Linked DNA regions of Homo sapiens: region 2 is linked to region 1. The links are chromatin loops, found by intact Hi-C in ENCODE. Cell type or tissue: chondrocyte. All regions are shown on one strand. Each heading gives the region's core, and the rest is flanking DNA. Links, peaks and the distances in the headings are about the cores only.

Evidence for each region. Peaks named below come from ENCODE experiments on the same cell type or tissue, not always from the same donor. Only the 100,000 strongest peaks of a DNase experiment are listed, where the experiment ranks them.
Region 2: a loop joins it to region 1, with 7 times the contacts of the local background. A loop is called at or near these places in 11 of 110 quality-filtered maps.

Annotation. Positions count from the first base shown.
Region 1 is chrX:130,055,195-130,066,393 of GRCh38, reverse strand. It overlaps BCORL1 (BCL6 corepressor like 1), which reads right to left. Exons shown (of 14, transcript NM_001379451.1): 14 at 8,323-10,540. The coding sequence ends at 10,258. ELF4 (E74 like ETS transcription factor 4) reads left to right here. Exons shown (of 9, transcript NM_001421.4): 9 at 1-2,439. Among named protein-coding and RNA genes, the nearest start is that of ELF4, 50 kb to the left of the region's middle. RefSeq lists silencers at 5,496-5,565, 5,586-5,885, 5,906-6,165. In chondrocyte, for the core only: CTCF peaks have their summits at 5,503 and 5,703 (motif pointing right); DNase peaks (open chromatin) are centred at 5,419 and 5,920.
Region 2 is chrX:129,631,651-129,642,849 of GRCh38, reverse strand. No RefSeq gene overlaps it. Among named protein-coding and RNA genes, the nearest start is that of APLN, 18 kb to the left of the region's middle. RefSeq lists a silencer at 5,079-5,248. In chondrocyte, for the core only: a CTCF peak has its summit at 5,155 (motif pointing left); no DNase peak of the experiment used is centred there.

The DNA.
Region 1 (11,199 bases), core at 3,412-7,411:
CCTGGCTCTATCTCACTGGCTGCATTCCCTACACAGGGAATTTACTACCCTATATGTGAATATCCCTGTATGTACTTGTGTGTACTTGTTGGTCTGTATCTTAGTTTCTTTGGGGAGGACAGGGCTGTAGCTGTGAGGTCTTGTCTCCAAGGGTGTGTGTATGTCTCCGTGGATCAGCCACAGGGATAGGGATTTTGTTTTTAAGGGAAAGCATTCTCTAATTCCCTTTGTTCATGCCGAGATTCAGTTGCTCTGAGACTATGGGGTACAAGTTTGATCCTCCGAATCTGGAGATGTTGTAGAGCTGGAACGAGTGCAGAGTAGGAACGCTTTGATGCGCATGCACATTGGGGAAGATGCGCTCCTCAGGGACACAAAGGCCGAGTGGGGTAAAACCACGAAGGGAGGGAAGGGAAGTCAGCTCTGGGAGCAGCCCTCACTGGCTGGACCAAGGTACTCTTCCTGGAGTTTGCCGTGTTAGCAACCACAGTCACCTTGCAGTCAGGCTGGAATCTTGGGCCACCCCAAAGTGCTTTGCTGAAGGATTTAGACGGGGATGAAGTGCCCTCCAGCCTCAGAGCTAGCCACAAAGCCCCCAGAGCTGAATTCATTGAGTATTTGTGCCTAGGGCTTGGGCTGTTTGTGTGATACCGGCCCCCCGCCAGACAATAGCCTTTGCTGACACCCCAGCCTACTTCCCCGATCCTGGGCTCCCTCTTGATTACTTTTTGACATTTTCCAGCTGTCAGGCATCACTGCGGCTAGTCCGGCAGCGACCTAGATGGGGTCCACCCCCATTCCTGCTCAAGCATGGGCACCTACCACATGGTTTCTGCTGCTCAGCCTGCCTGCAACTCACCTCGAAGGCGGACCAGCCTGCCTCTGTGATGACTGCAGCAGACCTCCTTGGGTGTACCAATGCCCCTCATCTCCCACTTTCACACCTAACCCTGACTCCTTCACCAAGAAGACGGGAGTCGGCAGCCAGGAGTTCCCGTGGCACCTCTCTCTCTTCGTGGCTCCCTGCTTCCCCCTTCCCTCTTTCCGAGGAAGGGTCAACCTATTCTCTCTCAAAGCCAACCCCTAGGCCAATTGCCTGGATCTCCTCCCCTCTCCCTTCTTTAAACGAGCTTGCCTCCCTCCTGCCAAGTTTGAGGGCAAGGCTAAGAAATGTCAGCCACGGAAACAACTCTATTATCTGGTGACTTTGGGTAATGTGAATCAGTGCCTGAGGACCTTTGCTGTGTCCTTGGTACAGAACCATCCACTTGACCTAACTACCTCCCCTGGCCGCGCTCTCGCTCTTCTCTTCTTTGTTAAGCCAACAACTATCACCCTCTCCTACTCTTCTTCTCCCTGCCCCCTGGAGGGCACTGTGTTTGGTTGTGCAAATGTATTTACTATGCGTGTTTCCAGCAGTTGGCATTAAAGTGCCTTTTTCTAATAAAATCAGTTTATTATGACAGTTTCCTGATGGTTGAAAGTAAGCATCTTGATAAAGGGTCACCATTAAAAAAAAATTTTGCATAAAGGTGCTGCATGGGTTGGGGTAGCCCCGCCCCCACCTGAAAACTGGTTTCTGCCACCCCTACTCCAACTCCATGGAAACTCATTGCTGGAAGGTCATCAATGACCTCATGGTGAAATCAAATGTCTTCTTCACAGTTCTCGGGCCCCCGTGAGCCCACACTAGCTGGGCTCTCCTGCATCCCCCATCACCCTTTCCGGGGCTGGTTCTTCACCTACCACTTCCAACGTGGCTGTTCAAGAATCTCATCCATTTTGGGCTCATTTTGGCTCCTCGGAGATGGGTCCTAAATCTAGAGCTCCAGTCCCAACCTTTCTCTTAAGCTCCTGGCTCACATTTCCAGCAATCTGCTGAACATTTCCATGTGGGTGCTTGTCAGCTCCTTAAAGATAGCCCCTCTATCAACAATGTTTTTGTTTGTTCGTTTGTTTTTGAGTCAGAGTCTTGCTCTGTCGGCTGGAGTGCAGTGGTGCAATCTCGGTTCACTGCAACCTCTGCCTCCCAGGCTCAAGTGATTCTCCTGCCTCAGCCTCCTGAGTAGCTGGGAGTACAGGCACATGCCACCATGCCCAGCTAATTTTTGTATTTTCAGTAGAGCCAGGGTTTCACCATTTCGGCCAGGCTGGTCTCGAACTCCTGGCCTCAGGTGATCCACCCACCTTGGCCTCCCAAAGTGCTGGGATTACAGGCGTGAGCAACCACGGCTGGCCAACAATGGATTTTTAAATTATTTCCACGCTCACAAAAAACCTTTCCAAGATGACGGGTTGATGGGTGCAGCAAACCACCATGGCACATGTATACCTATGTAACAAACCTGCACGTTCTGCACATGTATCCCAGAACTTAAAGTATAATAATAATAATAATAATAATAATAATAATAATAATAAAAATCAAGCAAACAAAAAGGCCGTCACGACTTGCCTATTTCTGTTAATGGTGCCACTGTTTTCCTGACCTCTTAAATTTGAAATTTCAGAGCTGTCTGATCGTTGCCTTCACTTCACCCCCATCCCCCTCTCCCGTCTCCCGAAGTCCAGCTTGTGGTTTGCAATGTCCGTAAAACCTCGCCTTTCTTCCACATTCCCAGAAGCCTCCACCCTAGTTCAAACTACCCAAGACACACAGGGGCTCCCAGCGTGATCTGTCTCAACCCCTCCCATTTGCCCTTTGATAAAAAGCCCTCACTGACTCCTCCTGGCCTACAGGTAGGGGTGATACTCAAAATACTTAATCTCTAATCCTTTCTAAACTTAGCCCTTTCGTTGCTGAAGCCAGTCCAGGGGTCCTGGAATAGGGATGGGGGAGCACTTGGGCTCAGGGCAGTAGCTCCGGAAGTATTTTAAGCTTAGCATCAGCCCTGTCTTCAGGACAAAGCCCCAAGTCCTTGGCCTGCCATCAAGACCCTTCACCTTTGGGTCTTAACTGACTTCCCCAGTCAACTCACCCTGCTCCTTCTGCCACCACTCATACCCCAAGGCACTGCTCCAGTCAAACTGATGGATTTGCTGGCCTGTGAACATGCCTCTGTTTACAATTTCCAAACTCTGTGCTTTTGCTCTTATTATCTACTACATATATTCTAAGCATTTTAAACCTGGAAACCAAGATCCTCCATTTATCTTTTACCTGCTCTAGGCAATACAGACAAACTCAACATTATTTACACACTCCTGTGTTTTCTTAATGAATATTCTTCCCTTCTATGTATCTTTTCCTTTAGAAATACAATCCATTGGCCATGCGCGGTGGCTCATGCCTGTAATCCGAGCACTTTGTGAGGCCGAGGCAGGCAGATCACGAGGTCAAGAGATCGAGATCATCCTGGCCAACATGGTGAAACCCCGTCTCCACTAAAAATACAAAAATTAGCTGGGCATGGTGGTGTGTGCCTGTAGTCCCAGCTACTCGGGAGGCTGAGGCAGGAGAAACACTTCAACCCGGGAGGCAGAGGTTGCAATGAGCCGAGATCGCGCCACTGCACTCCAGCCTGGCGACAGAGTGAGACTCCATCTTGAAAAAAAAAAAAAAAAAAAAAAGAAACGAAAAGGAAAGAAAGAAAATCCATCCACAGCCAGGCACAGTGGCTCACGCCTGTGATCCCAGCACTTTGGGAAGCTGAGGTGGGCGGATCACCTGAGGTCAGGAGTTGGAGACCAACATGGCCAATATGGCGAAACCCCATCTCTACTAAAAATACAAAAATTAACCGGGCTTGGTGGCACGCACCTATAATCCCAGCTACTGGGGAGGCTGAGGCAGAGAATCCCTTGAACCTGGAGGTGGAATTTGCAGTGAGTCGAGATTGTACCTGGGTGATCAAAGCAAGACTGTCTCAAAAAAAAAAAAAAAAAAAAAGAAAAGAAAAAAAGTACAATCCATCCTTCAAGATCTGATTGGTTCCACTCAATCAGAATGTCCTTCCTATCCTGCTAGTACCAATTAAATTGTGTCCCTCCTTCAAGACTCGATTCATGGACTCTGCCTCCCCAGACCAGTCTGTCCTAAGTGAGTTATTTAAAACTTATTGCAATTGCCACTCTTTCAGCAACTGATCATGAACACCCTGTGACATCTATTATAATGCAAACTGTTACTTAAATCTTCAATGACCTGTACCTATTTAGTGTCCCCAATTAGCACATTACCTCCTTGAGGAGTGGGAGGGACTGTATCAACCACGTAACATGGCACAGTACAAAGGATCAAGGTAATGGTTACTGATGGAGCCGGTGGGAGATGGGGACCAAACTTTGAGGTAGGTGACCTCTGACCTCCCCTCTGCACAGGCACTCACCCCAGGTGCTCCACTGCTCTGGGCCTGCCCTCCCTGGCTCAGTGCCCTCATGGTATCCCCAACCCCACCCCCCCATCTTAGCACTCAAAATTTGTTACTATTTTGAACATCCTCTACCCCTAAAGCAACTTCCCTGTCCAGTTTCTTTCCTACTCCAAGTGTGAAACTAGCTAAACCAATTAACCTGTGCTGATACAGTTATGGGAGAGGGCTAGAGGAGAACCTCAGGAGACAGGTTCATTTTAACCAGAGTCATGTGGCAGTAAGTCTCTGCCTTTTCTTGGTTTAATGGAGTCAGGAGTCAAGAGATGACCCTCATCTCCCAGCAGCTGATATGTTACTCCCTCCTCTGGGTTCCCACAGCACTTTGTTTTCTTTATTTTTTTGAGATAGAGTCTCCCTCCGTTGCCCAGGCTGGAGCGCAGTGGTGCGATCTTGGGTCACTGCAGCCTCTGCCTCCCGAGTTCAAGCGGTTCTCCTGCCTCAGCCTCCCAAGTAGCTGTGACTACAGCTGCGTGCCACCACGCCCGGCTAATTTTTGTATTTTTAGTAGAGAACGGGTTTCACCATGTTAGCCAGGCTGGTCTCGAACTCTTGACCTCAAGTGATCCGCCCACCTCAGCCTCCCAAGGTGCTGGGATTACAGCCCTGAGCCACCTCACAGCACTTTGTAAATACCTCTTATGGTAGCACTTAGCACAGTACAGTTCTTTAATTACGTGTTTATGTAGGGTTCCCCGCCAATAGGCTGTGAGCTCCTCAAGGACAGGGACTGTGTGTTAGTCACTGATATATCCCTAGTGCCTAGCACACAGTAGGTTCTTAATAAATGCTTATTGAAAGAAGGAACTGGTCCTGATTTTAATTCTGAGACTTCTGCCCTATGCTATGGCAGGCAAGAGGAGAGGGAGGAGGACAATCCACACTTGGGAGCTAAGGCAGCTTTCTGCCCGCTCCTATAACACTGCAGGCGGCTACTTCCTTTGCCCCTGGAGTGTTAACAGACATCCCCGGATCACAGGGTCCATGAGGAGCCCAGGGCTGCTTGCCAGCTGTGCGTTGCTGTCACCAGGTGCCACGTGCAACTCCCGAACTCCCGCCCTTTGCTGCTGCCCGCTTCCAGGGACTGCCTCGCCACTATTTCCTCACCCCTGGGTGGGGCTGTGCGGTGGAAGTGTCAGCTCCGGTGGGTGGGGCGGGACAAGAAGTTATTCTGACGGTCACAGGCCTTTCTGATCCCATCTTGTACTCCAAAAGAGGCAGTTGCCTCCAGCTCTGAAGCCGCTGGACCTGGGGTGAGTGAGCTCCTTCCCCTCCCAGACTGAGGTCCCAGCCTCCGAGAACTTCGGGCCCCGGCGCGCCGGACGTGGAGGCCGACGTCCAGCAGGTGGCGCTGTCGAGCCAGCGATGGCGGGAGAGTGGCCCGGCGGGGCCCGGGAAGGGAGGGGCAGCCAGGGTTGGGCCTACCGTCCCTGGCGGAGGCGGCCGCGGCCGCGGCTGGCGTCTTCCGGTCCCCCGATCTTGCCCCTGCGCCTGCAACTGTCCCCGGATGGTTCTGGCCGCCACCAAAGCCCTCCGCTGCTCCGGAGCTTCGAACTTTCCCCTCGACCCCAGCCCCCTTCACTTTCCAGGGGGAATTTAGCCGGCCGCCGAATGCGCTCCCCCATTGGCCAGCCGCGCTCTGGCCCCGCCCCCGGCGCCCCCTCCCTCAGCCTCGCGGACCAGCAGGTGAGCACGCGGAGTCGCAGTCACCCGGCCTGCCCTCCCCTCCCCTCGCGCGCCGCCGCCTTCTACCGTGAAGCGGGAGAGCGATCGAGGCGCCCCAGACAGCCGTTTGCTAGCGGAGGGACCTGACCGTCCGCCGCACGAGCCCGGCTCCCAAGGACCGGCGCGGGGCCTAAAGACGTCGCCCCCAGAGGCCGGACGCTGCGGCTCGGCCGACCCCCGCGCGGTGGCAGCCGGAGCGCTAGGGAAACGAGTGGAGCCCCGGCCCGGATCCTGCTGCGGGATCCAGAAGGCCCGAGCACTTCGCGTCCCCCTGCCCAGCAGTTGAGCAGACGCCCCTGGGGCGGACCCCACCCTTCCCAAACACACACACACTGGTCTTTGCATGGGCAGGACACAGTTAAACACCCACCAGGCCTCCCGGTTATTGGGTTAGAGTATGGACCGAGCAGGAGTTTACTGCCCCATTCACCACCGCCCCCAACCCCACCTACCCCAAATAGGGATGCGGAGACTATCCCTCCTCCCACCAAGACTTGAACAGAGCCTCTCTTTCAAGCCCAAAGAGCGTTCTGATAAGACCCTCATTAACCATAGGTTCGTGAGCTCGGCATGAAGGAGGAACTAATTTTGGCTAAACAGATCTTTATGGTCCTCAGTGTGATGCTCTGTCAGTAGGTGGGTACATTGGCCTCCATTTGGCTGATGGAGCAATTAAGGCTGGGAAAGATTAGGTTCTCGCCCAAGGTCAGCCTAGGTAGTTAGGAGTGGTGCTGGCTCTTTCCTCTACACCATACTAAAAGGACTGGGAGATCATTTAATAAGAGGCCACCAAGCCATCCTCACCCCAATCCTGACCGGGGATGTAGATTTAATGCCACGGCCCATACTTCCTGCCTTGATCTTTCCAACCTGGCAGAAGGGCAGTGGGACTCCAGGTAAGCCGTGGGCAAAGAACCCCAAAAGCAATAAAACAATCTGCTGTTTGGTTTTGCTTTTAACTCCCCTTGTATCCAAGCCTTTGCTCAGATTGTCCTCTCAGTTCAAACACTCTTCCCTGCCACCTCTAATTCCTGCATTTCTACTTTTTAAAGTATCAACTAGGCATCACCTCTTCTAGGATGTGTTCCCAGGGCCCTTGCCCATGCTTCTGAGCTCCCATAGCATCCTGGGACTAGTTGAATTCTTATACTCACCACATGGCTTTATAACCTATCAACATGTCAGATTTCTTGACTTAACTGCAAGTTCCAAGCACAGGATCGACCTGAATTCAGAACCACTGTGGGCTTGTTTGGGAATCTGACAAAGGTGGCTATTGCATAGGGCCTTGGGATCAGAAAGTGGGGAGAGGACGGCCAATGAGGAAGATTAATGCTATGGTTCAAAGAGGATGATGCTTGGACCTGGGTCGAGCCAAGCTTCTGAGGCTTGAGCAAAGACAGCAGCTTAGAGTTCACTCCTGAGGACGGCTGGACTCCAGCCAGCCAGACGCACAGATCCCTTCGCCTCTACACTCTCTAACAGGGCTCTCCAGACTCGAAAGCCACAGTGAGAAGCCCTAAGAGAATAGAGCTTCAAAGGGCCTCATCCCAGGCCTCTCGAACATCCTCTTCCTCTCAGTCACTGGTGCATTCTGGAACCAGCAATCACAAGAATCATAGCTTCTACCACTGTTTTTCAGAAGTGGGAGGAAAAACTGCAAAATCCAGGATGGGCATCTTGCCTTCATGGTAGCTCGGTGGCAGGAAAACAGAACCATGGAAGGCCTGCACCGTGGGTGGGGAGCACTGGCACAACAGTGAGGGCAGTGATGAGGCCATGCAGCCAGATGCCACCTCGGCAGGGTGGCCTAGGGCAAGCAGGGGACTTCCTTAAGGAGGCTTATTCCCACAGCCACCACAGAGAAGGCTACTTCCTCCAACCCTGCTACTCCTATGTAAACAAGGACTGCCCAGGCACCTGCTTCAACCCCAAACCAAAGCAACAGGAGCCAGATGCTCCATTTGCCCCCACTGGCCCCGCCCCCAGGATTTGCCCCTTTCTTTTTCTTTCCAGATCGTGACCCAATGTTCACTAGCCACTCCACCTTGCCTTTATTCATCGTACCCCTTGGGACCCACAGCTGCAAAGCAGGATGGCGGGGGCTCCCCATTTACTGAATCACAATGCCCACCTTCTGAAACCACCAAAAAGTCCCAAAGGGGAGGAGAGAAAAAGAGAGACGGGAGAGAAAAAGAGAGACGGGAGACAGAAGCCCTGACACAGGTTTTTCAGTATGCAAGTGTTTTTGACTCCACAGCCAGTTGCTTAAAATGAAACATAAAGGGCAGCCAGAATATACACCCAAATGCGAAAAAAGGAAAGGCAAACAGAACATGAAATAAACTACACAATACCAGGAACCCCAACAAAACCAACAAATTAAAGTCCAAAACCCCTCAACTTTATATATATATATGTATATATATATGTATTTTTTTTTCTTAAAAAGGGAAAACAACTGTTCAAAACCAACTGGGCAGTATGGTGGGGGTGGGGAGCAGTCCTACAGAAGGGGGCCGAGAACTTCCCCCCCAGGAACAAAGAACAAACACAATACAAAGAAAATAACCACCAATGCTCCCGCATGGCTCAGGAGCCTCTAGAGAACAGATTGTCCCATCCTCAAACTGGCTTTTTTTTTTTCCTTTTTTTTTTAATCTTTTTTTTTTCCATTTTCTTTTTTGTTGTTGTTGTTTTAGCACCTGTACAATAAAACTGTACCATCTCCAACCAGAGCCGGCCACGGCGAGGCCCTCCTGCCTTTGGATGGTACATACTCTACAAGGATTGTTCGGAAAAATAGCAATTGGTAGAAAAATAAGAGTGGGAGGGACAATGCCACAGAGGGGGCGGGGACAGGGAAGCAACCCAAGCTCCTCTCTCTCTCTCACTCGACAAACCCAGCGCTGGAGGCCCAGAGGCCAGGGGGAGGCCAGGTAGGGATACCACTCAGCCCCAGGCCCCCAGGCATGAGTGGAGCAAGGGCTGGAGACCACTTTCCTGCCCTTGCCTAGGAAACAGCTGACGCCTGGATTTCACATCCGGCAGTGAGTCCCAGAGCCCTCTGCAGATTCCCAAGGAGAATGAGGGGCTGAGGGAGGAGGTGGGAGGAGAGGAAGGAAAGGGGTGCTGTGAGTCTCAGAAGGGGCAGGGATGGGGGTGGCTGAGGGCTGGGAGGTGAGAGGCTCAGTATCTTGAGACAGGGAGGCCAGAACGGGGTGGGAGAGTGGAGGCAGGAACAAACTCGTATTGTGCACTCTGAGGGGGGCAGTGAAGAAGGCGTGAGGAGGGGGGCCACCCTCACCCCTCAGATCCCTTCTCCACGCTCCTTTATTAGAGTAACTTATTAACCCCTCACCTCACAATCCTCCCCTCCCTGTCAACACTAATCTCAAGATAGCGGGGCTGCTGCAAAGGGCGGGAATGGGTGGGTGGGGGAGCACCAAAGCCTCAGGATTTACCCCCAAGCCCCCAGCCCTGGGCCAGCAGCAACCAGCTTCGTTAGTCACAAGTCCATGTTCCCCCACCCCATTCCACCTCACCCCCTCCCCAGTGGGGGAAAAAAACACCAGGGAATAGCTTTGTCAGAGCTCATCAACAAAGAAAAAGAAAAGGAGGTACAGAAAGTCCCTCAATACAACAAGTTGTCTCAAATCGTCACAGTGATACAGACTTATCAGAAACCAATGAAACAATACAAATTAAATACTAATAAAATAAATACTACAGAAGACAGAAGAACACAGGGGAATGGAGTTGGGGGGCGCTCAGAGATCTGGGATTTTCTCATTTCTCCTCGGGACAGGCCAAGGCCATCCAGGGCCCAGGTTTGGTCTTGGTCATGAACAAGGAGGCCAGTCCAAGGGACCCCGGCGCCACCTCCCACCACCCCCGGGACCTCTTGTCCTCAGACATGGAGTTCAACTTTCCACCCCCATCAGCAACCACGATAACAATGACGACGACAGGGAGATGAGAACTAATTGTAACCAAAAAAACAAAAACAGTCCAGTCGCTAATGCTGGCATTGATAAGGCGGCTTCTTGTTGGTCCGTATTATTGCCTCATTCTGCAGTCTGGTGCTCGGTCGGGGAAAGACAAGGAGGTGGGGGAAGGGCGAACTCGGAAGGAGAAAGAAGAGGAGGGGCTGTTTTCCCGGTCAACTGTTGCAAGACTGGAATTCCACCTCGGACCCTAGGAGCCGAAGTAGGTCTGGCTCGTACCGCACCAGCTCCACAGTCTCAGAGGAGCCTGGGGGGGATCTGTCGTCCAAGCCTCCAGGCCTCTCGGCAGGGGTCAGCAGCTGACTGGAGGCCACCTGCCTGTAGAACTCGGCCTTGGGCATGGTGGTGATTTCAAAGTGCGGGAACCGGGCCTGAAAGATCCTCGAGGAAAGCTTCAGCCTCTTCAAGACATCGGAAAAGAGGAACCAGTTGCAGGGCCTGCAAAGGCAAGGATGGGAGTTATTGAAGGAGGCTGGAGGAAGCGGTGGGGGCACCGACCCAGAACACTCTGCAAAGCCCACAAAGGCTGCACGACCATCAATGTCTCCCATTATAACTCACTGCCAGTCTGGCTCCCCCGTCCCCTGCTAAACCACAGGCTCCTTGGGTATAGCTGAGGCAAATGTCTTCTCCTGTCCCCTGCAATGCCTGGCCCGGCTTTCAGCTAAATGGTGAGCACGCAATCAGTGACCACCTCTTCCAAAATAACACAAACAGGAGGCAAAGGGGCATTCTAGAACCTAAAACTCTTAGCAGGCTTCTTGGGGACTTAGCCTGCGCCCCTGTGACCTGGCATTTGCCATCTGCTGGGACCAGTCTTTCCTCCGACTCCCGCCCCTGCCAACCCTGGCTGCCTTCCCTTCTCCTGTTCTTACTCTTGCTTCCCTGGCCTCCTTGCTCTCCAAGATCTTCCCCAGCAGAGGGGGAGCCGTGGAGAAAGGCCTAAACTGCGGGTAATCCAAAAGGCATTTCTCTTTGGCTCTGGAATGCATTAGACAAGTTTTTTCTCCAGCAGCAGCACCATCGTTTCTGCAGGGCCAGAGCTCACATTACAGAAAGTGGAGTCTGACTTTGCTGAGCACACCCGACTGGGTGGC
Region 2 (11,199 bases), core at 3,566-7,565, 420 kb after region 1:
GCAGTGGCCAGTGCTCAGAGAAGGAGCCCAGCAAGGGACTCCCCTTGCCGCTGTCTTGGACTTCAGCCAAAGGCCCAAGCCGCATCCAGGACACTTCCTTGAATGTTTCAAATCAGCCGCCAACAGACTTTTTCTGTAAAGAGCCAGATAGTTTTCTTGACTTTTTGAGCCATATGGTCTCTATCTCAACTCAAACCTCTTTGAGTTTGATGCTGCTGCCTACTTTTTAGCACTGTGATCAGGATTGACTGTGATGATGCAGGTAAAGTTTTTGGCACATGCAAAAGCAGCCATACACAATACATACACCAGTGGACATGACTGTGTTCCAAAAAAATCTTTATAAAAGCAGGTGGCTTCCCAGCCCTGTCTCAAATGAAGCATCAGCAAGCCCTTCAACTCAGCCCCTGAACCCTTGCCTGGAGTCCAAGGGGAAGACTTACATTCTGCAGCAAGGTGTAGAATTAAGTGATTTAATACACTGGTTATGAGATGGCCTCTGATAATAATCATACTAACAAAGTGATTCCAGTGGAAGGGGAAGTCTGGAGTCAGATCAGGGTTCAAATCCTGGCACTACCATTTACTCACCTGTGTGACCTTGCAGCAAGGGTCTTGATCTGGATGAGCCCATGTTTCTGCTTTAGGCAGGATGCTGCTGCCCAATTTATAGCACTGTGGTCAGGATTGACCGCGATGATGCAGGGAAAGTGTTTGGCACAGTGCCCGGCCCATGTTACAAGCCTACCAAGTGGGAGCTATTATTATCTCTGTTAAGCCTCATTCTAGCCCTGAGAACTGGACAGGGCAGCCATCATTACCCCAATTTATAGATGAAAAATCAGGCTCATGGAGGTGAGGTCACTTGTTCAAATTCATAGAGCCACTCATGGGTGAGTAGAGCTTCAAACCTGGGTCTGTCCCCGGCTCAGGTCAGCTGCTGCTATGGTTTGAATGCATCCTTCAACTTCATGTTTTGGAAATTTAATCCCTAAATTCATATGTTGATGGTATTTGGAGGTGGTGCCTTTGGTAGGTAATTAAAATTAAATAAGGTCATCAGGGTTGTGCCCCTATGATGGAACTGGTGGCTTTATAAGAAGAGGAAGAGAGACCTGAGCTGGCACACTCTTGCCCTCTTGCCATGTGATGCCATTCTACCACGTCATGATTTAGCAAAAAGTCCCTCACCAGACGCCAGTGCCATGCCCTTGGACTTCCCAGCCTCCAGAGCTGTGAGCTAAATAAACTATTTTTTTTATAAGTTACCCAGTCTGTGGCTACAGAAAACAAACTATGATAGCTTCCCTGCTTCTGCTAAGGGTCCTCTTTCCCACCATGAGTGTGCCTCAGTCACTAGAAATTTCCGGTCTCCCAGATAACCTTTAGGGCCTCCCCAGGGACAGATTACGTCCTCGGCATTTTTCCTTGTAGAAGCTTAGCTTGGGCAGCAGCCCAGGAGGCCTCTCCAAAGGTGTTAAGTGCTCACCATTAGCACCTGATCTGTCTGGAATTGTGGAGCCAGGCACCTGTTCCAGCACACCTGCTTGGCCATTGGGGTTCCTTTCTGCACAAGGCCAGGGGCTCAGAAACGTGGGTTCCAGTCCTGAATCTGCTTCTACCCAGGGCTTGCTGGGTAGCTTAGCAAAGTCTTTCCTTGGCCCTTTCTGGGTCTCAGCCTCCTCACCTGCCCAGGACACCTGGGTGGGTAGATGTGAAGCACCTGCTTGTGACTAGGGATTTGTTGGGGTCCCAGCTAACAGTGGGGGGTGATTCAGGCTGCCCTCCAGAGGCAATTCAGGACCTGACCCAGGGACCTGTAGGGAGGAGCTCTGGGAGAAGAATTAGGCATATGGCAGGAAAATGGGAACCTAAGCCAGTGAGGAAGTCCACTGCTGGGTTACGTGGGTTGCACAAGCTTCCCATAACCCCAGGGCCTGCTGGAACCTCCATTCCATACTTCTCCCTTTGCACAAATTAAATGCTTTCTGATCTTCCCTGAATGTTAAAAAATTGGCACACTGCTGCAGAGCTAGCCTGGTGGTGTGAAACTTGGGGTTCTGAGCTCTGGATCCTAACCCCAGCTTGGTCAGTAACTGGCTGTGTGACTCCAGGCAGGTCTGTTCATCTATCAGGGGTCCTGGTTCTCCCTCATCTATTTTCATAGGATGACAATCTCTGCTTTCCCTACCTTAAACACACAGAATCATAGAAGGGCAGAGCTGACATGAGCCTGAGAGATCATTCAGTACCCTAAGCCCTGTTATTTTTACAAATGAAGAAAGTGGGACTCAGAAAGGATAAGTGAACGCTTAAGGAACATAGCTAGATAGTCCTAGCAAACTCATGTAGAGCGCTTCTCATGTGCCAAGCACTGTTTGAGGAACTTCACCTGTCCTGACTTAGTCAGTCCCCATCACAATCCCATTTTATAGCTGAGGAAACTGAGTCACTGAGAAGGTAAGCCATTAGTCTAAAGATCTTCTGTGGTATGTGCAAACGAACTGAGAGAAACAAGGTGGCATTGCTTTAAAGGAAGGCAAAGGCACTGCTGAAATGCCAAGCATTCCCTCCAGGGCTGCAGTCACCTCTCGTCTGTAGGGGAGGGGCTTCGCTTTGGCACCCTCAGTCCCAGGGCAACAGAACTGCTTGTGATTTGGGGGCTGTGAGAGGCCTGTTGGAAAGAGGGTGCCTCTTTTTCCATCTAGGCAGAGACATCTCTGGCTCCCTCCCCAGCAGGTGTAGGGATAGAGGCTGGTGACTTTGGCATACGTTATGGGGGGTTTCATCCCCCATGTCTCTAGGCTCCTGAGCTTTCTGGAAGCCTGGAGTTCCTCTCTCCTTTGGAAATTCCCAACTCCTCAGATGTGAGGGATATGGAAAGATAAGAGAGGATAAACAAAGCAGGGAGGAAAAAGGTCCCAGTGAGGAGTGCAGGGGGATGGAGGAGGGAATCTCACCACACAGCCCCTTCCACCTCCAGCACTGCAGAGACCTTCTGATCTGATTATCCTCTTTCATCCTTCCCTCTACTCTGGGCTACCCTCTAGCTCAGCTCCACAGCCTGCCCCACCCCCATTCCCACTCCCAAATTGCCTGTCAAGTTTTAGGTCCCATGCCTTGTGTAAGTTTCAAAAGGAGCTCCCCTTCTCTCAATCTATGCCCAAACTTTTAGAACCCAAGCCTATAAAGAGCTCTTTGGCCTACCCCTACCCCAAAACAATCAGCTAAAAAATGCCTACCCTTGGCCAGGCGTGGTGGCTCATGCCTGTAATCCCAGCAGTTTGGGAGGCCGAAGTGGGTGGATCATCTGAGGTCAGGAGTTCGAGACTATCCTGGCCAACATGGCAAAAACCCGTCTCTACAAAATACAAAAATTAGCTGCGTGTGGTGGTGGGCACCTGTAGTCCCAGCTACTCAGGAGGCTGAGGCGGGAGAATCCGTTGAACCTGGGAGGCGGAGGTTGCACCACTACACTCCAGCCTGGACGACAGAGCAAGACTCCATCTCAAACAAACAAGCAAAACAAACAACAGCAAAAGAAAAAAAAAAAACGCCTACTCTGTGCAGGACACCATGCAAGGGACAGTGGAGGAGGAACAGTGGAGAAAGACTTGGTCCTCACCTTTCCTCTGGGAGGCACCAGCGAAAGGTGTGTGGTGAGGGTGTGACATCCCTCATTAGCTGTTGTAGCCACAGCGCCCTCTGTACCACTCCCCCGCAACCCCAGGGATGTTCTCCTGGCCCTGAGCCTGCGCACCGGCCTCAGCAGGACCTGCGAGGGAGGGAGCTTCATACCCATCTTTTAGGAAGCAGAAGCAGGGAAAGCCTCAGCCTAAGTCACCCAAAACCCATTTCCAGTGCTCTTCTAGTTTCCCCAGACTTCCCTTCCCAGGTTCTCCACCTTCCTCCAATTCTCCGGGTCCTCCAACTGCCAGCCAAGGCTCCCCTCCCCCATGAATCCTCCCTGGATGCTCTCCTAGCCCCGATGGTCACCTGCAGGTGAGGCCAGAATTGGAACCCAGACTTCTGCCCGCCACCTTCAAAAGCCTTTGTGCTCGCCAACTGTACACCTCCTCACCAGACTAGGCATGGCCATAGCCACAATGGAGGTGACGATGCTGACAGTGATAATGAGGGAATGTAATGATCATACCTTCCAGCATGGGATGCGGAGACTTAAACATCCTGACTCCTCCAAGTTCCAAGCCTGGGTCAGTCACTTCACCTTTCTAGGCCTCAGCTTTACCTTTTCTAAAATGGAAGTAAGAATCCCTGGCTCCCTCTCGGGCTTCTAGTGACTGAAGTTTCTGAAGTTAAAATGTTTGGTACAGTAGAGAGTGCTGTGTGTGTAACGGGGAAAAAACCCCATCGTTCTCAGCGGGTACCATGAAGACCACCCTGTTTGCATGTGAAAGTGCTTTTTGATCTGTAAAAGAGCTATGGGAATTCATTTCTCAGCATTCGCTGAATGTTTATTGAGGGCCTACTTTGTACCACATTCCTTAATACCTGGAGAGGGAAACAGATGTTATTCAAAAATCACAACCGAATGTCTAACCAGGAACTGTGGCAAGGGCCCTGGAGGCGAAAAACAGGCCTCTAGGAAGTTTATCACTGAGTGCACGATCTGGGGTCAGAGAAAGCTTCCTGGAGGTGAAGTGGGAGCTGACACCTCAGGAGTGAGTAGGGGTTAAGCTGGAGAAAGGAGGTCTCAGCAGAGGGAGCACAGGGCTTGTGTCCAAAGCACCAAGGTGGGAGGAAGCAGATGTGATTTATTGTTAAACCCATTTCACAGACAACGAAGCAGGCCCTGAGAGAGGCTGTGACTTGCAGAATGAGAGATTCCACTGAACTCCTGTGTGCTGGCTGATTCCCTCTGTGGCTCTAGGCTGGGCAAGCAGGATGTACTATGGTCACTAAGACATCCTCTTCTGATAACTTGCCCCAGACTCTATCAATTCACCAGCTGAATATGAGGGGCTGAGAATTCCTCACCCACAGGAGTGGCTGGCTACATGCATCTGGGTCAGCTTGATGGCCGGACACTCTGGAAACTTCTTATATGTTTCCCTTTCTTTGCAGTCGGCCTCTCTTTCTTCTCCAAGCCTGCTTATTCTTTGGGGGAAACCCAGTGTGTCATGAGAGGCTGCCCCCTGCTGGCTGAGTCCTGGAACTGCAGGGACTTCTTCAGGCTTGCGTCAAGTCTAGGCACAGGCCATTTTAAGAAAGTTCCCGAGGTCATCTCCTCTTTCCTGTTCTGCAGGAGGTGTGAGAACGAGCAAACGCCAAAGTGTGTGTAGAGGAGTGGCTGACTGGCGTTCATCAAAGACGACTTTTTTAATGGGGGCAGCTCTAAAATTGCTTCTGCTCCAAGATTCTGAGTCTGAACAATTTTGTGGGTGTGCCCCACTGACTTGAGAGGATGCCTCTACAGGTCATGGGCATACGTGGGCTCCATGCATGTGCTTGTGTGAACACCGAATGGGTATGCATATTTGCTCCACGCTGTGTAGCATATTATAGTCCGTATGCATGTTCACTGAGAGAGGGAGAGAAGTTGCCACCCAGAGGCACCAGGGGTGAAGTCTGTGAGGGCAGAGGGCAGCATCTGGGTCTCCAAGGCCAGGCCAGGCCCCATTTGCATCCTTACAGGACTGTCCTAGGCTGTCTGGCCCTCGAGCTGTCCCAAGGAGCTCTTCCCTCAGTGAACCCCATGTTCCCACCAGTTTTCCCCCTACCAGATACACCAACCCTGCCCACCCCCCCACCACCAGCTGCTGTGGGAAATCTCATACCTTCTGGTGGCCATAGGCAGATCTGATTCCTGCGTGTGCTCATGGGACCTCTCAGGGAGCAAACCCTCCCTTCACCCGGCCCCTGCCAAGGCCCACATCCAGGGCTGCTGTTTTCCTCTATCTGGGCTGGTGCATCCCTATAGCGTGTTTCTGGCCAGCAAACATTCTAATCAGTTGGTGTCCAGACCTTGCTGGCTATTAAAGATTTTTCACTATTGCCCCTGTCCAATTCCCATACTCCCAGGTAACGTGTGCATTTTAACCTGGAGCTTCATGAGGCCATGAGTTAGGGCGTTACTCTTGTTCTCAGGCAAAGTTTTTTTTTTTTTTAAACAATCCTTTCTCATTGCTCCTCCAAATGGCATGAAAACACTAGCCCACCTTGCTAGTCTCGGCAAGCAAAATCCCTTGGTGAGGCCATGAGCCATCCGTTAAATACTTGAGCTATTAAGTTGAAAGCAGAAGTGTCAGATCACAGTTGAATGACCCCCTTGGACTTTGCCCAAAGGGAAAGCTTTCTGAGTGAGCTCAGAGGGATGGGAGCTCTGGAGGCTCCAAGTTCAGCTCCAAGTGAGTGCTCACACGCAGGCCGAGCCTTGTCCTTTGCCCATGGGTGGAGCACACCAGCCACTCCCGCCGCATTTCTAGGAAATACCCCCTTCTGCTCCCTGGCTTTGGCCTCAACTCCTCCTTGCAGAAGTGCAGACAGTGGAAAGCTGATTTTCATAGGTTATTGTCATGCTGGGCTCCTCCTCCGCCCAGCCCATGACTTGCTCCTTCCCAACTGCTGTCCTCCCCTTATGGCGGCCCTGGGGACTGTGAGGTGGTGTGACAGAGAGAAAGCTTCCATCCCAGTTGTGCCACTTGGTAGGTGAGCCACTCTCCCGCTCTTAGCTTTACTTCCCATTATCTATCACAGGGGATGGTAACTGTGCCCTTTGCTGTTGTCTTTAGGCCCAATTGAGACATGGATCCAAAAGTACTTGGAAAGGAAAACTATTGCTGGAAGCACGCAAGTGGTGATGAGCTCAAAGCTCAGAGGTGCTACCCTCAGCCAGCTCTCTGGTCAGCACAGAATCTTACCCTTGCCAGAGTCCCTTTCTGATTTTCCGTGTGCAGGAAGATTAGTGACCCATAGTCATATAGAATCCCAAGCTTGTCAGGGACTTTAGTTGGGCCATCAAGGGATAATACAAGCTACCATTTCTTGAGCAATTATATGTTAGGTACTGTTCTAAGTGCTTTATATATTATACGCATTTCATCCCCACAACAAGCCCATGAGGAAGAAACTCTTATCATTCCCATTTACAAATGAGGAAATCAAGGCTCAGTATGATTAAGTGAATTGCCCAAAGTCACACAGCTGGTAAACTGAGCCAAGATTTGAAGACTGGCTATCTGGCTCCAGAATCTGAGCTCTGAATCATTGTGCTCTGCGGGCTCTACATGGCCCTCACTGAGCAGGATTTTTTGCCTCTGCTTGTACATCTCCAGTGATGGGGAGCTCATTGCTTCCCAACGTAGCCTGTTCTAACTTCACTTAGCTGTGGCTGCTGGAAACTTCTAGCATGTCTGGCCAAGCCTTTGGTGATCCAGACCACACAAAGATCTGTTTCCTGAAGGCTTAAGCAGGGGATAGGTGAAAAACAGGAGGCTACAGAAAGCAAGTATTCTCCCTGTACCCCTCGACACACAGAGACCCCCCGATTCCATTCCTTTGGGCATGTCAACTCCTTTTCCTCCAGTGGAGGTTGACACAGGAAGTAAGATGGTCCCCTCCACCTCAATATACTTTTCAATTGAAGAGAGTTGGTGAGCCCACCTGTTTGCTCCAGTTAGAGCCTCGGACATACGCAGTGCCCACTGTATTAATGAGCGTGCACTAAATACTGAATGAACGAATGAATGAATGAATGGGCATGTGAATGAAGAACAGGCTCACAGCCTCCTTTCCTGCCAGCCTCAGTCTCCTGGAAGAGTTAGTTTTGCACTGTGCTTTGAGATCCTGACAAGCAGCATTTCCATGGTAACGAGGCATAGACCTGCCAGTCTGCAGGGCCAAATTCTTTCCTGTCACATGGACTGTTAGCTCGCTCCGGAAAAGATCCTAAACTACTGTCAGTGTATGCAGAGCAGGTCACTGTCAGCTGGGAGACCCTCAGAGTAGGCACTGCTGGGCAGATCTCCCAGTGCCTATCTCCTCTGGGAACTTCCCGGACTGATCGACCTTACTGGAGTTTCCATGGTAACAACACTAGGCTAATGGGTTGCCAGGGTGATGGTGTGCTACTGCTAAGATTGCATGGACTGGACCACACAGGGCCACTGAGTTGAAAAGATGCTAATAACACCTTTTGAGTTTCCATGACAACAACACTCGAGCACCGGGTAGGCTTTGTCCCAAATGCAGATTAGGCCCCCGCCCTCCACACTCTGGGAGAACGCCCTGGGAGGTTGGGCCACTGGGAACTGTCGTACCCTCCTAAAGGAAAGAGGTGGCCAGGGCCTGTTCCTCCTCCTCAGCCTCTTCCCTGCCCAGGGCCCCTTGCCATACTGTTCCTCAGGGCATCTGGTGGAAGTAGCCTGGTTTTGGGCAGTTGGAACTGTCAGAGAGGAGTTCTGGGACAGAAAGACAGCTCAGGATGGGTGGTGTGGGAGAAAATGGAGCTTTGGGGTACCTTTGGGATCCAGTGCCTCTCTTGGTGTATCTGCTCCCAGGCCAGGGAACTCATGCACTCTGGGATTGAGGAAGTGGCCAAGGAGCTCTCTTTCCCTATCAAAGCCAAAAGCATGCGGTCAGAGTTTTCAAACTTTTTTTTTTTTTTTTTTTGAGATGGAGTCTCGCTCTCTTGCCCAGGCTGGAGTGCAATGGCACGACCTCGGCTCACTGCAACCTCCGCCTCCCAGGTTCAGGTGATTCTCCTGCCTCAGCCTCCTGAGTAGTAGCTGGGATTACAAGTGCCTGCCACCACGCCCAGTTATTTTTATTTTTATTTTTATTTTTGTATTTTTAGTAGAGACGGAGTTTTGCCATGTTGGCCAGGCCCGTCTCAAACTCCTGACCTCAGGTGATCCACCTGACTCGGCCTCCCAAAGTGTTGGGATTACAGGCGTGAGCCACTGTGCCTGGCCTCAAACTGTTTTTTTAAAGCCTTGGCACATATAAATTCCATCAAAGCAGGCTCAGGGGCCCAGAGCCCCACCCATTCAGTCTCATCCCTCTCCCTACCACAGAGTTCCCTGAGGCACCCAAGCTTCTGTGGAACACAATTTGAAAAACCTCTGGTCTAGGCCACTCCATCTCATAGTCCAGACAGAGAGGCTGAGAACCAGAAAGGGCAAGTGACTTGCCCAAGGCCCCATCGCCAGCCATTAGGACAGTCAGAGCTAAAACAAGAGTCTCACGTTTGTAGGGTTACTCCCAATCCACCAGGACGTTATTGACCTCTAACTTGGGTTCTCTGACTTCCAGAAGACCACTGGAGCTTCTGCCCTTCCACTTATTCATGGATCTGGGGATCTGGGGAGGAGAGAAGTTTCCGTTGTGGGGGCAGGCACAAATGTTTAGAACGAACCTTCCAGATGTGACATTTTTAAGCACCTACTAAGTGCTAGCCATTATGGTAGGATATGCTTTCTATGCTGGTTGGTTGTCATCTTTTTCTTTTTTCTTTTCTTTTTTTTTTTTTTTTTGAGACAGGGTTTCACTCTGTTGCCCAGGCTGGGGTACAATGGCGCGATCTCACTGCAACCTCCACCTCCTGGATTCAAGAGATTCTCTTGTGTGCCATCACGCCTGGCTAATTTTTTTATTTTTAGTAGAGACGGGGTTTCACCATGTTGCCCAGGCTGGTCTCGAACTCCTGACCTCAGGTGATCTGCCCGCCTCAGCCTCCCAATGTGCTGGGATTGTAGGCATGAGCCACAGTGCCTGGCCCTGGTTGTCATCTTATCTCTTCTTTATAAAAAGTTATTGAGACAGGCATGGGTATCTTCAACAGATGAGAAAACAAAAGCTCAAGGGGAGTAAACTGAAGCTTGGGTGTATTAAACATTGAACATCTCTTTAGCAGGGACGTCTCCTTACTAGCTCCAGGAGGGACCACTGGGATGAACGCTGACCCATGGCCTATCTCTGGTGACATTGGGCTGAGGCAGGTGAATGCATTCAAAGCATTAGAGACGCCTTACTGCCTGCTGCAGCCCCATCCCCTCACTAAGTCTGCCCTGTCAGGGATGACTGTAGGGTAACTCCAGTCTCCAAGGCCAGGCATGTGTTATTTATTCACAACATGACACAGCTGCTGGCCACAACAGACAGAACATCTTGTGGGTTGGGTTGGGGGTGGGTGGGGCGGTGGTTCCTAGTTGCCATGGAAACTTGAGAAGGTGTCAGGAACACCACATCATGTAAACATTCCATAATTATTCATTTGGACTGGGGCGGCAGCAGACAGTCACTTCGCCAATTACTAAACGCTTGGCCTTGCTGGGCCACGTCCAAGGCTGGTGGGCCTGGTGGGTGTGGTTCCTCCTTTGGCTGTCCAGGAACCGCCCAAGCGTGTGGGCTGCTGCCAGTGGCTTTCCTGGGACTTCACTGGGGCTCACTGAGCACTGAGCTTTCTCCAGTCGCACCCCTCCACCAGGGCATCCTTCCCCTGTCTTAGTCTGTTTGTGCTGCTATAACAACATACCTGAGACTAAGTCACTTATAACTGGAAATCTCTTTCTCACAGTTCTGCAGGCCGGGAAGTCCAAGATCAAGCTGCTGGCAGGTTCAGTTGTCTGTTGAGGGCAGCTCTCTGCATCCAAGATGGCACCTTGTTGCTGCATCCTCTGGAAGGGAGGAACACTTGTGTCCTCAGGTGGTGGAAAGGACAGAAGAGCAAAAGGGAAGGAATGCTGTGTCCTCGCATGGCAGAAGAGGAGAAGCCAACAAACCAACTCCTTCAAGCCCTTTTATAAGGGCCCTAATCCCATCCATGAATGCTCCACCCTCATGACTCACCTCCGAAAGTCCCTGCCTCTTAATACTGTCATATTCGCTTTACGTTTCGACACATGAATTTTGGGGGACACATTCAGACTGTAGCACCCTCCTTTGAACTCCACCTCCAGTAAGATAGCCCTTCTGCCTAACCCTGCCTGCCTCATGCCTCTCCTTAGTTCATAACACCCCTCTTTCATCTGAGCTTGTTTGCATTTGCTTGCTTTTGCTGTAGCAGGGATCATGCTGGATTGGGAGTCTGAGCACTGACTCTGGGCCCAGCTCTGTGACTCACCCACTGAGTATTCCTGGGCAAGGCCTTTGACCTCTCTGGGCCTCAGTTTCCCTCTCTGTAGTCTGTTTGCTAGTTGCTCTCCCCCTCTAGACTGTGAGCTCTCTAATTGCAGGGAC